2 separate regions of the Homo sapiens genome follow, and region 1 is linked to region 2. A link is a contact called in ENCODE Hi-C or POLR2A ChIA-PET data. All regions are on one chromosome and are shown on one strand. The core of a region is the stretch at or near the end of the contact, and the rest is flanking DNA. Distances in the headings are between cores, read along the strand shown.

The links. A loop is a pair of places that touch in the nucleus more often than their neighbours do. ChIA-PET counts read pairs that join two places held with the same protein, here RNA polymerase II (POLR2A). Pooled maps may share reads with other maps.
Region 1: a pooled map shows a loop between it and region 2 (4-fold over the local background). The contact joins the promoter of RTKN here to the promoter of POLE4 in region 2. A Hi-C loop is called at or near these places in 1 of 168 maps with a recorded cell type or tissue (CD8-positive, alpha-beta T cell), 1 of 37 single-sample maps with no recorded cell type and 11 of 50 pooled maps. POLR2A ChIA-PET finds 5 or more read pairs at or near these places in 1 of 52 experiments (PC-9).

Annotation. Positions count from the first base shown.
Region 1 is chr2:74,440,569-74,445,919 of GRCh38, forward strand. It overlaps RTKN (rhotekin), which reads right to left and starts at 1,369. Exons shown (of 12, transcript NM_001015055.2): 1 at 1,138-1,369. The coding sequence starts at 1,248. RefSeq lists silencers at 1-294, 1,010-1,069, 1,380-1,459.
Region 2 is chr2:74,955,961-74,961,260 of GRCh38, forward strand. It overlaps POLE4 (DNA polymerase epsilon 4, accessory subunit), which reads left to right and starts at 2,683. Exons shown (of 4, transcript NM_019896.4): 1 at 2,683-2,932; 2 at 3,381-3,465; 3 at 4,145-4,186. The coding sequence starts at 2,720. It overlaps LOC105374809 (a long non-coding RNA gene), which reads right to left and starts at 2,919. Exons shown (of 5, transcript NR_187884.1): 1 at 2,772-2,919. RefSeq lists enhancers at 2,269-2,769, 2,770-3,270 and silencers at 2,562-2,821, 2,892-3,131.

The DNA.
Region 1 (5,351 bases), core at 119-2,618, 520 kb before region 2:
CCTCCGAGCTGTCCCCGAAGGCCGGGCTAATCCCAGGGGCGGCCCCAGCTCACAGGCCCCTCCCCCTGGTCCCGGGCCTCGCCCCTTACTCCCCCACGCTGGCCCCACGCGGGTTCCTCGGGCCCAGTCGCTTGGGGGCAAGGGGACGCGACAAAGGCCCCCTCTCCCCAGGTCCACTAGCTTCTGAGTCAGAGAAGGCCCGGGACGCCGGGACAAGGGTGTGAAAGAGCCTCTTTGTTCTGGGCAGGCTGGAGGGAAAGGGCAGAAGCCAGGCCTGGAATCCCAGCCGGGAGGTAGAGGGGGCGGAAGGAAGGCCCACCTCACTTAACCCTTTCCAGACCCGGAAGGGAAGGCTTGGAACTGGGCTCTCCTTGGGCGAGTGTGAGTCTGACCTTGGGGACAGAAGAGTCTTCGGGGTAGCTATTCGCCCTCTCAGTCCCCGCTCAACCACACACCTTCAGCCCCGCCCTAGCCCTTAGGGCGTTACAGGTGGGGATCCAACAGGTTAACGCGTGGACGGCGGACGGGGGAAACGCTCAGCCTAGGGGCTGGACTCCTCTTAGGCCCCAGAAAAGGAGGCGGAAATTTTGCGTGTGGGAAGTAACCCCAAGGAGTTAAAAGCCCTGCAGGGGCATAGAGGAGCCTTTGAATTGGGCTTCGGGGAAGCGAGCGGCCCCGGCCTAAAGTCGGGGTTGATGACAGAGGCTGGCCCAGATGGCTGCGACAGGTTGTGGGATGGGGCTGGCGACTGGGGAACAAGCGGGAGCCCAGGCCAAGAGTCCGAGCGCTTGGGGCCCGCCTAGCTGCCCACCGCCCTTGGCCCGGGGATGCCCAAGACATTTTGGGGTTCAGGCACATTTTAGGAGTCGAGCTGGGGCCCTACAAATTGAGACCAACCCGGGCTTTTTCCAGGCTCAGGCAGATAATCCTAACCAGGCCGCGGAATGGGCAGCATGGATCCGATGAAAATGCAGACCGTCCACACCTTACTTTTTAAGTCAACAACTCCGTCGGGTTTGTACCCAGACCGTGCGTCTCCGCCCCTCGGCGTGCACGCGGGCGAGGGAAGGAGGCCGAGGTGGCTGGGGCTGCCCCCGGGAGCCGCGGAAGGGGAAGGCAGGGACGCGAGTCTCTCACCTCGGGCAGGTCGCTGAAGAGGCTGAGTCGGAAGCGGCCGCGTTTGAACTCCATCTCCAGGGCGGAGCCCCTGGCCACGGTGACCCGGCTCCGGTGGTTTCGGGAGAACATGCTGGCGGCCCTGCGACTTTGCCTGCTCAGTGCGCTCCCCGCGCCGCCCGGCTTAGCCTCCTCTCCTCGGCTTCTGTCTCTCGACGCTCGTCCGCCAGTCCGGCCGGGAATCTCCCGCTGCGGGGCTCCAAACCCCGCCCCCGGAGACGACACCTGGGCCGGGCAGGGCGCGGCAACCTCCTCTTCCACCCCCGCCAAAGGCCCAGCCCGTCCGGCCAGTCCCTGGGCGCCAAGCCGACCTGGCCCGACGGCCCCGGAGCCCCCAGGGGCGCACTGCACCTCGCGAGCACTGTGGGAGCGCGTTCTCCCTGCCCGCGCGGGTCGCGAGCGCCTACCTGGACTTGGGACGGACCGAGAAGCCCTGCCCCGCCAGCCGCCCCAACCTGGCAAGCCTGGCTTCCCGGGCGCTGAAAACCCCGTGGCTCAGGGATCGCCGCGTAGCACGCTCTGGCTCTACTCGGGCCCTGGGACCTTGCCCAGTTTCAATCCCGGCAGCCTCCGAAGAGACCATTTCAACATCCCACAGTCCCAAATGTTCCTTCTTCGTCCCCCTCCCCACCTAGGCTCCTCTGCGAGGCTATCCGCCTAAGCCTAGTGGCCACAACTGATGGGGCGGTGCTTAAACACGTCGTGAAACCCCAGCTCTGTCACTAACTAACCGTGCAATCATTAACTTGGTCCAGTCACTGGCCTTTCTGAGCTTCAGTTTTCTCATTTGTTCAGTGGGAATACTGTAATTATCTCCACTCCTCAAGTTGCTATGAGGATTACCTATAAGAATGAGGGTAAAATGCCCAGCATAGTGCCTGGCACAAGGCAAGTGCCCCATATTTGCAGTCATAAAGAGCAGCTGCGCGCGGTGGCTCACGCCTGTAATCGCAGCACTTTGGGAGGCCTAGGAGGGTGGATCACCTGAGGTTGGGAGTTCGAGACCAGCCTGACCAACATGGAGAAACCCCATCTCTACTAAAAATACAAAATTTAGCCGGCCATGGTGGCACATGCCGGTAATCCCAACTACTTGAGAGGCTGAGGCAGGAGAATCGCTTAAACCCGGGAAGCAGAGGTTGTGGTGAGCTGAGACCCCACCATTGCACTCCACCCTTGGAAACAAGAGCGAAACTACGTCTAAAAAAAAGATGGCTGGGTGCAGTGGCTCAAGCCTGTAATCCTAGCACTTTGGGAGGCCAAGGGGGACTGATCGCTCTTGAGCTCAGGAGTTGGAGACCAGCCTGGGCAACATGAAACCCTGTCTCAACAAAACACACACACACACGCACACACACACACAAATTGGCCTGGCATGGTGGTGCACACCTGTAGTCCCAGCTACTCGGGAGGCTAAGGTGGGAGGATTGCTTGAGCCCGAAAGTTCAAGTCCAGCCTGGGCAACATAGTGGGACCCCATCTCTTAAAAAGCATTACAAATATGTATAATTTTTTATTTTTATTTATTTATTTATTTATTTATTTTAATTTTTTTTTTTTAAGACAGAGTCTCACTCTGTCACCCAGGCTGGAGTGCAATGGCATGATCTCGACTCACTGCAACCTCTGCCTCCTGGGTTCAATCGATTCTCCTGCCTCAGCCTCCGGAGTAGCTGGGATTACAGGCGTCTGCCACCATATCTGGCTAATTTTTGTATTTTTAGTAGAGATGGGGTTACACCATGTTGGTAAGGCTGGTCTCAAACTCTTGACCTCAGGCGATACACCCGCCTTGGTCTCCCAAAGTGCTGGGATTTCAGGCGTGGCCCACGCCTGGCCAATATTATCTATCTATAGATAGATATAGATATAGATAGATATAGATATAGATATAGATATAGATATAGATATAGATATAGATATAGATATAGATATAGATAGATATAGATATAATCAGCTGCTTTGCTGGATGGCTGGACTTGCCCGGCTGGACTTACCACTCCCTGCTTCCATAAAAACAGGGTTCCCGCTAGGCGCGGTGGCTCACGCCTGTAATCCCAGCACTTTGGGAGACCAAGGGGGGCAGATCACGAGGTCAGGAGATCGAAACCATCCTGGCTAACACGGTGAAAACCCGTCTCTACTAAATATACAAAAAAATTAGCCGGGCATGGTGGCGGGCGCCTGTAGTCCCAGCTACTCAGGAGGCTGAGGCAGGAGAATGCCCTGAACCTGGGAGGCGGAGCTTGCACTGAGCCGAGATCGTGCCACTGCACTCCAGCCTGGGCGACAGAGCGAGACTCTGTCTCAAACAAACAAACAAACAAACAAAAAACAGGGTTCCCTTCTTGCCCCCTCTGGGGAAAGCCCAGTGGAAGAGAAGGAAATGGCAAAGGATTAACTTGCTGATCACACATAAACAGATCTCCTGAAGGCTTCAGAACACAGAACTTGAGAAAGGGTGAGACTCCTACATGGCAGGCTGGCTGGACCCAGAGACATACCAGTCTTGAGCTCTTAGAGAGTCCAGATTAGAAATGTTTTGCTATGGCAAATCATTTCAACATTCTTTTGGAAAAGCTGACTGAAAAGTACTAAAGCAAAAGGGGAAATGCATCGGCTCCTGGAACTGAGCCAATACAAACAAATGAGCCAGGGGTCAAGCTTTAGATGTGGCTTAACCCACTCATTGAGTGTCAGGAATATCCAGTCTCTTCCCATCACTTGGCTCTACTTTCCTCCACGTTGGCTTCACTCTCCACAGTGTAACGAAATTGCTGCCCAAAATTCTGGGTCTATATCTTTTCAGGCTTAAATTCAGCTGAAAAGAGAGCATCTGTTTCCTGAGGCTCCTACACGTCTGGGATTCGCTGTGAGACATTTGTGATCATTCATCCATCCCAAACCAATCATTGGAGTCAGACGGTGGCCAGATCTGAACCAATTGCTGTGGCTAAGGAGGTTCTAGGTGCCAGCTGGCCAGGCTTGGGGTCACTTGCCCACTCCTGGAGACTAACCAGAACCCAGTGAACTGGGAGGGAGAAGGTGGGGGAGGGTTGTTCCCCAAAGAATGTTCCAACCACTACCACCAGAAGGTGAGAGAATGGAAAATGAACAGGAAAAACAACCAACATCCTCCACACACAAAATTTTATATGGAGAAGGGAGTTCTTCTGGTCAGTAGGAAAGGCAGATCAAAAGATTTATAAAGTCCATGGCATCTGAGATTAACCACAAAAGACGTGTGAGGGGAAAGAAAGGGAAAGATATTGTTCCTTAATTTATTCAAATATTCATCATCACTCCTCTGAACTGTAAGCCTTCTAGGGAGGGGCAGTCTGTCTTATCCCCAGTGCCTGGGACATAGCAAGTGATCAATAAACATCAGTTGAAGTAAATAAAAGAGAAGCAAACAGATTTGAGAGTCCTTGACTGAGATGTGCCATCCTGTTGGACTAAGATAGTTCATTTCAAATGTTTGTTTTTAAGCAACAGAACCTTTTTTTTTTAATGAAATCTTACCTGAAATGTGTGAAATCAAATCAGAGCTGCTATGATGGGAGCAGGTGCTAGAGCCTCATGCCTTGTCTACCCACAGGTGCTCAGCTGCTCCCTGCTCCCCCAGTGAACACAAGCTCTGTGGACGGGTTTGAAAACCCCTGGCCTGAGACCCAGGAAGGAGGCAGAGGAATGGAGGATCTTCAAAAAGGAGGTTGAGCTCAAATCCTGCCTGAGAGTTTGTACTCAATGTGGCTGAAGATTTTTGGGAAGGAGGGACATGATCAGGATTATATTATATTATATTATATATATATATTTATATAATATATATCACTCTGTTACCCAGCTAGAGCAAAGTGGTGCCATGATAATACACTGCAGCCTTGAACTCCTGGGCTCAAGCAATCCTCCTGTCTCAGCCTCCTGAGTAGCTAGGACTAAAGGCGTGCACCACCATGCGAGGCTAATTTTTAAATTTTTTTGTAGAGACAGCATCGTACAGGCTAGTCTTGAACTCCTGGCCTTAAGTGATCCTCCTGCCTCAGCCTCCCAAAGTTCTGGGATTACAGGCGTGACCACTGTTCCTCCTCCCAGAATTAACTTTAGAGATCGTAATTTGGCAGCCTTTTCCATTAGTCAGTTGGAGGAGTTGTGACTGGAGTCAGGGAAGCCAA
Region 2 (5,300 bases), core at 1,433-3,932:
AGAGGCCCAAGTGGGTGACTTGAAGGACAAGTGCAAGGTTTGACCTTTTGACTTGGGTTTTTATGTGTTGGCATACTTCTGGGGTCTTGCATCCCTTCTACCCTGATTCTTCCCTTGGGGTGGGTTGTCGAAATGCACAGTAGCCTGCTAGCGCTGGGGAGGGGAGCAAGTGCAGTGTATTTATTGAAGTTGTAAGCATGCTCACCTGAGGCGTTCTTCCCTTTTTCAGTAGAATGCCCCCAGAAGGTCATATATCAGTTAAATTCCACCATTTTGCCTCTTAGTGTGCATGCGTGAGCCCGCTCGCCCAACTCCTGAGATCTCATCAGGAAGCTCCTGATCATCAGTTTCAGGGTTTTTCTATCTATAGGGAAACTGCCTTTCCCTGGCGCTGGCTATGAGCAATTATTATTTTAGAGAGGCGGTGTGACCACTGTCTGACCATCACCTGATGATCTTCTGACATTCCTGGTGGAGCGTGGGGGCCCTATCCTGCCCTGTTCGTGTCTGACTAGCTACCCACTGTAACATCACCACTCTTCGCAGTGAGTCATGGAAACCAGAATTCCTCTTTCCCAACGCAGGTCATAGAAACTAGAATTCTCCTTCCTCCAAGCAAGTCGTAAAACCTAGAAAGGTTATTTTCTGCCTTCTCCCTTGAAGACCCTCATTCCAGAAGGGTCCTGCCCTAATACCAGAAGGAATGCTACACAGGGAGGCCAAGAAGAATATGAACAGACAGGCCTTGCTGGGTTTCCCCATTCAGTCTATTACCATTAGACTATTATCATTCCCTTTTTGTCCAATCCCATTTCTTTTTCTTTTTAAGACACAGGGTCTCTCTCTGTCGCCCAGGCTGGAGTGCAGTGGTGCAATCATTGCTCACTGTAACCTTGAACTCCTGGGCTCAAGCAACTCTCCCACCTCAGCCTCCCAAGTAGCTAGGACTATAGGATCACAATACCCAGCTAATTTGTGTGTGTGTGTGTGTGTGTGTGTGTGTGTGTGTGTGTGTGTGTAGAAATGGGGTCTCCATCTGTTGCCCAGGCTGGTCTCAAACTCCTGGGCTCAGGCGGTCCTCCTGCCTTGGCTTCCCAAAGTGTTGGGATTACAAGTGTGACCCACCGTACCAGGCCTCTAATCACATTTCTACACAGCGATCCCTTCTTCATATAACCTAAGCATAAAAATAGTTTCCTCTAGGTCTCATGGTCTGCATTTTTGGACTCTCATGTCATGTAAAACTTTGATTAGACTTGTTAGGCTTTTTGTGTGTGTTATAGGAGTGTCAGCTGTGACCCTTAAAATGGGTAAAGAAAGGTTTCACACCTTTCCACTCCTACACCAGTCAGAGTTTACTACATAATTTTGGAACTGAGTGATTTCAGATGTGTTTAATTCAGCTTCATCTTGGCTTCACCACATTCTGCCCTGTGTATGCGACTCAGTAACCACTCTGCACCTCAATTTTTTCAAATAAGGTTTGAAAAAGAAGGTTATAATATTTACCTCAATAGGGTATTGTGAAAATTACAGAAGTTATGATTTACATAAATCTAAAACACTTTGAATCATGCACATAGTAAATGTTTAAAGGTGTTCACTATTATTATGATTGACTTAGATTAAACCTATTTTAAATATTAACTGTTCCTCTACGCTATCAGACCTCCAAGTGTGGTGTGGGGATTCATGGGGGTGGGAATTTTCTGGAGACCCTTTTCAGGAGTCCATGAGGCCAAAATTATTTTCTTAATACTACTATGAGGTTGCCTTTTTCATTCACATTCTCTCAAGATGTAGTAGTTTTTTAAGAGCTACCTGAGAAGTGCTAACGTTAGCAACAGAAGCAGCTAGAGAATCCAGTTCTCACATGAAATCAGACATTAGAGACTTTTCTTACTAGATTTAAAAAAAATTACTTGTCATAAAAATGTTGTTTGTTAGCTGGTAACGCATTAGTAATTTTAAATCAATATTTTAAAACTTTAATTCTAATATAGTAAGTATTGATATAACTGACAGAAACAAAAGCTCCCTGGGCTCTTTAACAATCTTTAAGACCGTAAAGGGATCTTGAGGTCAAATTTGAGAACCAAAGCTGTGATGCAACCTCTTTTTGAACAAACGTGGATGCCTCACCACCACAATTTCATCTTTTCTAGCCTCCATGACTTTTTCTTGTTTCCTCTGGCTGGGCTGAATTTCTTCATTTCTGCCTGCCAAAAGCCCTACCCCTCCTTCAAGAGCATCTATAACTGGTTATCCTTGAATTTGGTCCAGATTTCGCTGCCTCCTTGGCACCCTCTTCCACGATGCTGGGCCCTCCAGGGCCGGGCCTCCCTCGGACACGTGCCCTCGTTAGCCTTGGAATATGCACACTCTGTTTTGACGGAGACTCTCTTGCGAGCCTGGTCTAGATTTCTCCCCTCACCAGCCAGGCACAGGCACCAATGGGAGGTGCCTGGGCTCCACAGGCCCGTCGGGGCCAGAGGGTCGCCGGTAGCGTCAACCAAGTGCACGACAGCCCACGGGTGGCTAGGCGCGTGGGAAGAGCCGGAGCCCGACCCCCGCCCACCCGGTTTCCTGGCAGCGCACTGCCGCGTAGGGGCGGAGCCGCGCGCCTACACAGGGTGTGGCCTCCAGCCCGCGCGGGAAAGGGCCTGCGCCGCATGCGCGCGCACAGTCGGCGGCCGCGCGCAGCACGCTCAAGGCCGGGATGGCGGCGGCGGCGGCGGCAGGAAGCGGGACGCCCCGAGAGGAGGAGGGACCTGCTGGGGAGGCAGCGGCCTCGCAGCCCCAGGCCCCAACGAGTGTGCCTGGGGCTCGTCTCTCGAGGTTGCCTCTGGCGCGAGTGAAGGCCTTGGTGAAGGCAGATCCCGACGTGACGCTAGCGGGACAGGAAGCCATCTTCATTCTGGCACGAGCCGCGGTGCGCCTGCAGCGCGAGGGCATGCGGGAGTGGGGGAGGTGGAGTGTGGGGCGGGGCCTCGGGGCCTCCCGCGGGCGGGGCTTAGGGCGGCGTGGCCCGGGTTTTGAGATGTGGGCGTGGACCCGGAAGGCGGAGGAAAGGGGCCGGGGACCTGTGCGAGTTTTGTTAACACTCCTCCCTCTTGTTGAGGACCTGGATAGTGAGTGACTTTAATTTGTATCTCCAGGGCCTCGTACAGAACTTGTAGGAGTCTTTAGTGAATGAGGGAGAATACTGGGAAGAGGGTAGCGGAATGGATCTTCATGAAGTCCAGGACAATCTTAGCTTCCAGAACATTTTCTTGCCCCGAGCCTTTCTTCTCCCTTTCTGCCCCCACCCACAAACCGGAGCCCTCACCTCCTCAGTGTGTTAGAACCCATTACTAAAACTTTGCTTTTTTACTTCACAGGAACTGTTTGTGGAGACCATTGCAAAAGATGCCTACTGTTGCGCTCAGCAGGGAAAAAGGAAAACCCTTCAGAGGAGAGACTTGGGTAGAGTGGCACTGCAGTGTCTGGGGACAGACAAGGGAGGGCTGGGCTGGTTTCCCCTTGTGCAGGTTGAGAAGACGTCACTCTGATCTGAGAGGTGCCACAGCGTCTCTCCCCAGGATGGTTTCTGTTGGCCACAGTGCCAGGAAGCCCTACCTGTAGAGGCTGTCTGCTTGGGGTGGCGGGGCAGTGTGTGAAGGTGTCTGGGGTTGCCGTAGCGGACTGGATCCCTTCATACCTTCTGCCAAATTGCACCAGAAAAAGATATTTCTTTTTCACCTAGCAACTGGGGATTTGATTTCTGACTCTTGTCTGGCTGGGAACCCTCACCTGGGTAAGATTTCGTATACCGTATTCTCATGCGCCCTGCGTCTATTGCCACGTTCTTCTCTGACAACTTTAAGAGCAAAGCGAATAAATAATTTAGGGGTAATTTAGGAGGCCCCCAACCCCCGCGTTGAATGGTATTTGCCTATGCTTTTCTTAACTCTTCTAGGGAGACAGCTAATATATATAAGAGTTGCTGGTAGAGTAGATATGGATCTCAAGGCAGCAAGGGACGCATCTTATAAATGCCCTCATTTGCCCAAAGCCTCATGCCCTTCACTGCAGATTGTGCTGTTTTCTGACTGAGGTCAGCATGGCTGAAGTTAGTCAGGTGTCTCTTTTCCTTGTGTTTCAGATAATGCAATAGAAGCTGTGGATGAATTTGCTTTTCTGGAAGGTGAGTTCCCTCTCAGTGGGCAATCATTTCCGCCTGTCTTTTGCATGTTGATGTGAAATTCAAAATCTCATAAAACGGATGCCTGCTTCTTGTTTGTGTAGGGATAATTCTCCGCACTTGCTATTAGGATAGAAAAAAGTAACTTGCTAAACCTAGTGAGGTTCAGTTTTCTCCCTTGGGGAATTAAAATTTCTACCTGAAAATTGCTAACCATAAAGAAATAGGAGGGAATATAAAGATCCCAGTGGAGTTAGATGAATTCGAAAGTTCGATTCCTACTTTGATCGCCATCCCTAAATGTCAGGCTTGCCCCCCCTCATCATGTTACAGATCAGAAACAATTGTTAACATTTAAAGGGTCACCGCTTGTTCTTTTTTCTTCAACAATCTGTGTGAAGTGATTATTTTGCTGCAATAAGACTTGTACTTGTCTGTATTTTTAGGAGTCATGGATTAACTTGTGTACTAACTAAATTTTGTCATTAAAAAAGAAAATATTTGAAATACCTAATTTTAGCTACCTAGCCTCAGAGCGATTTCTGCTACTTAATTCTTCAGTCTGATCAGCTTACTCTTCACTACACGTATGTAGTCATGTGCTGCGTAATAACTTTTTGGTCAGCCATGGACTGCTCACATGAGGGTGGTCCCATCAGATTATAATGGAGCTGAAAAATTCCTTTTGCCCAGTGAGGTAGTGGTCATAACATCCTAATGAAATACATTACCTTTTCTATGTTTAGATTTGTTTAAATACACTTATCCTCATGTTACAGTTGCCTACAGTATTCAGTACAGTAACATGCTGTTCAGGTTTGTAACCTGACAACAATAGGTATACCCTGTAGACTAAGTGTGTAGTAGGCTATACCATCTAGCTTTGTGTAAGTACCCTCTATGGTGTTCACACAGTGGTGAAATCGCCTGAAGATGTGATGCATTTCTCAGGATGTATCCTTGTTGTTGAGCGACACATGTATTTTGATTGAATAGCTTAGCAAAAGCCATGTATCCTTATTCTCCCAGGGTGTTCTCATTACCTCCTTCAAGCCTTATTACCTTTAGAAATATCTTGATTTATTCCACTCTTTTTTACTCCTTTGTTCTGCATCTC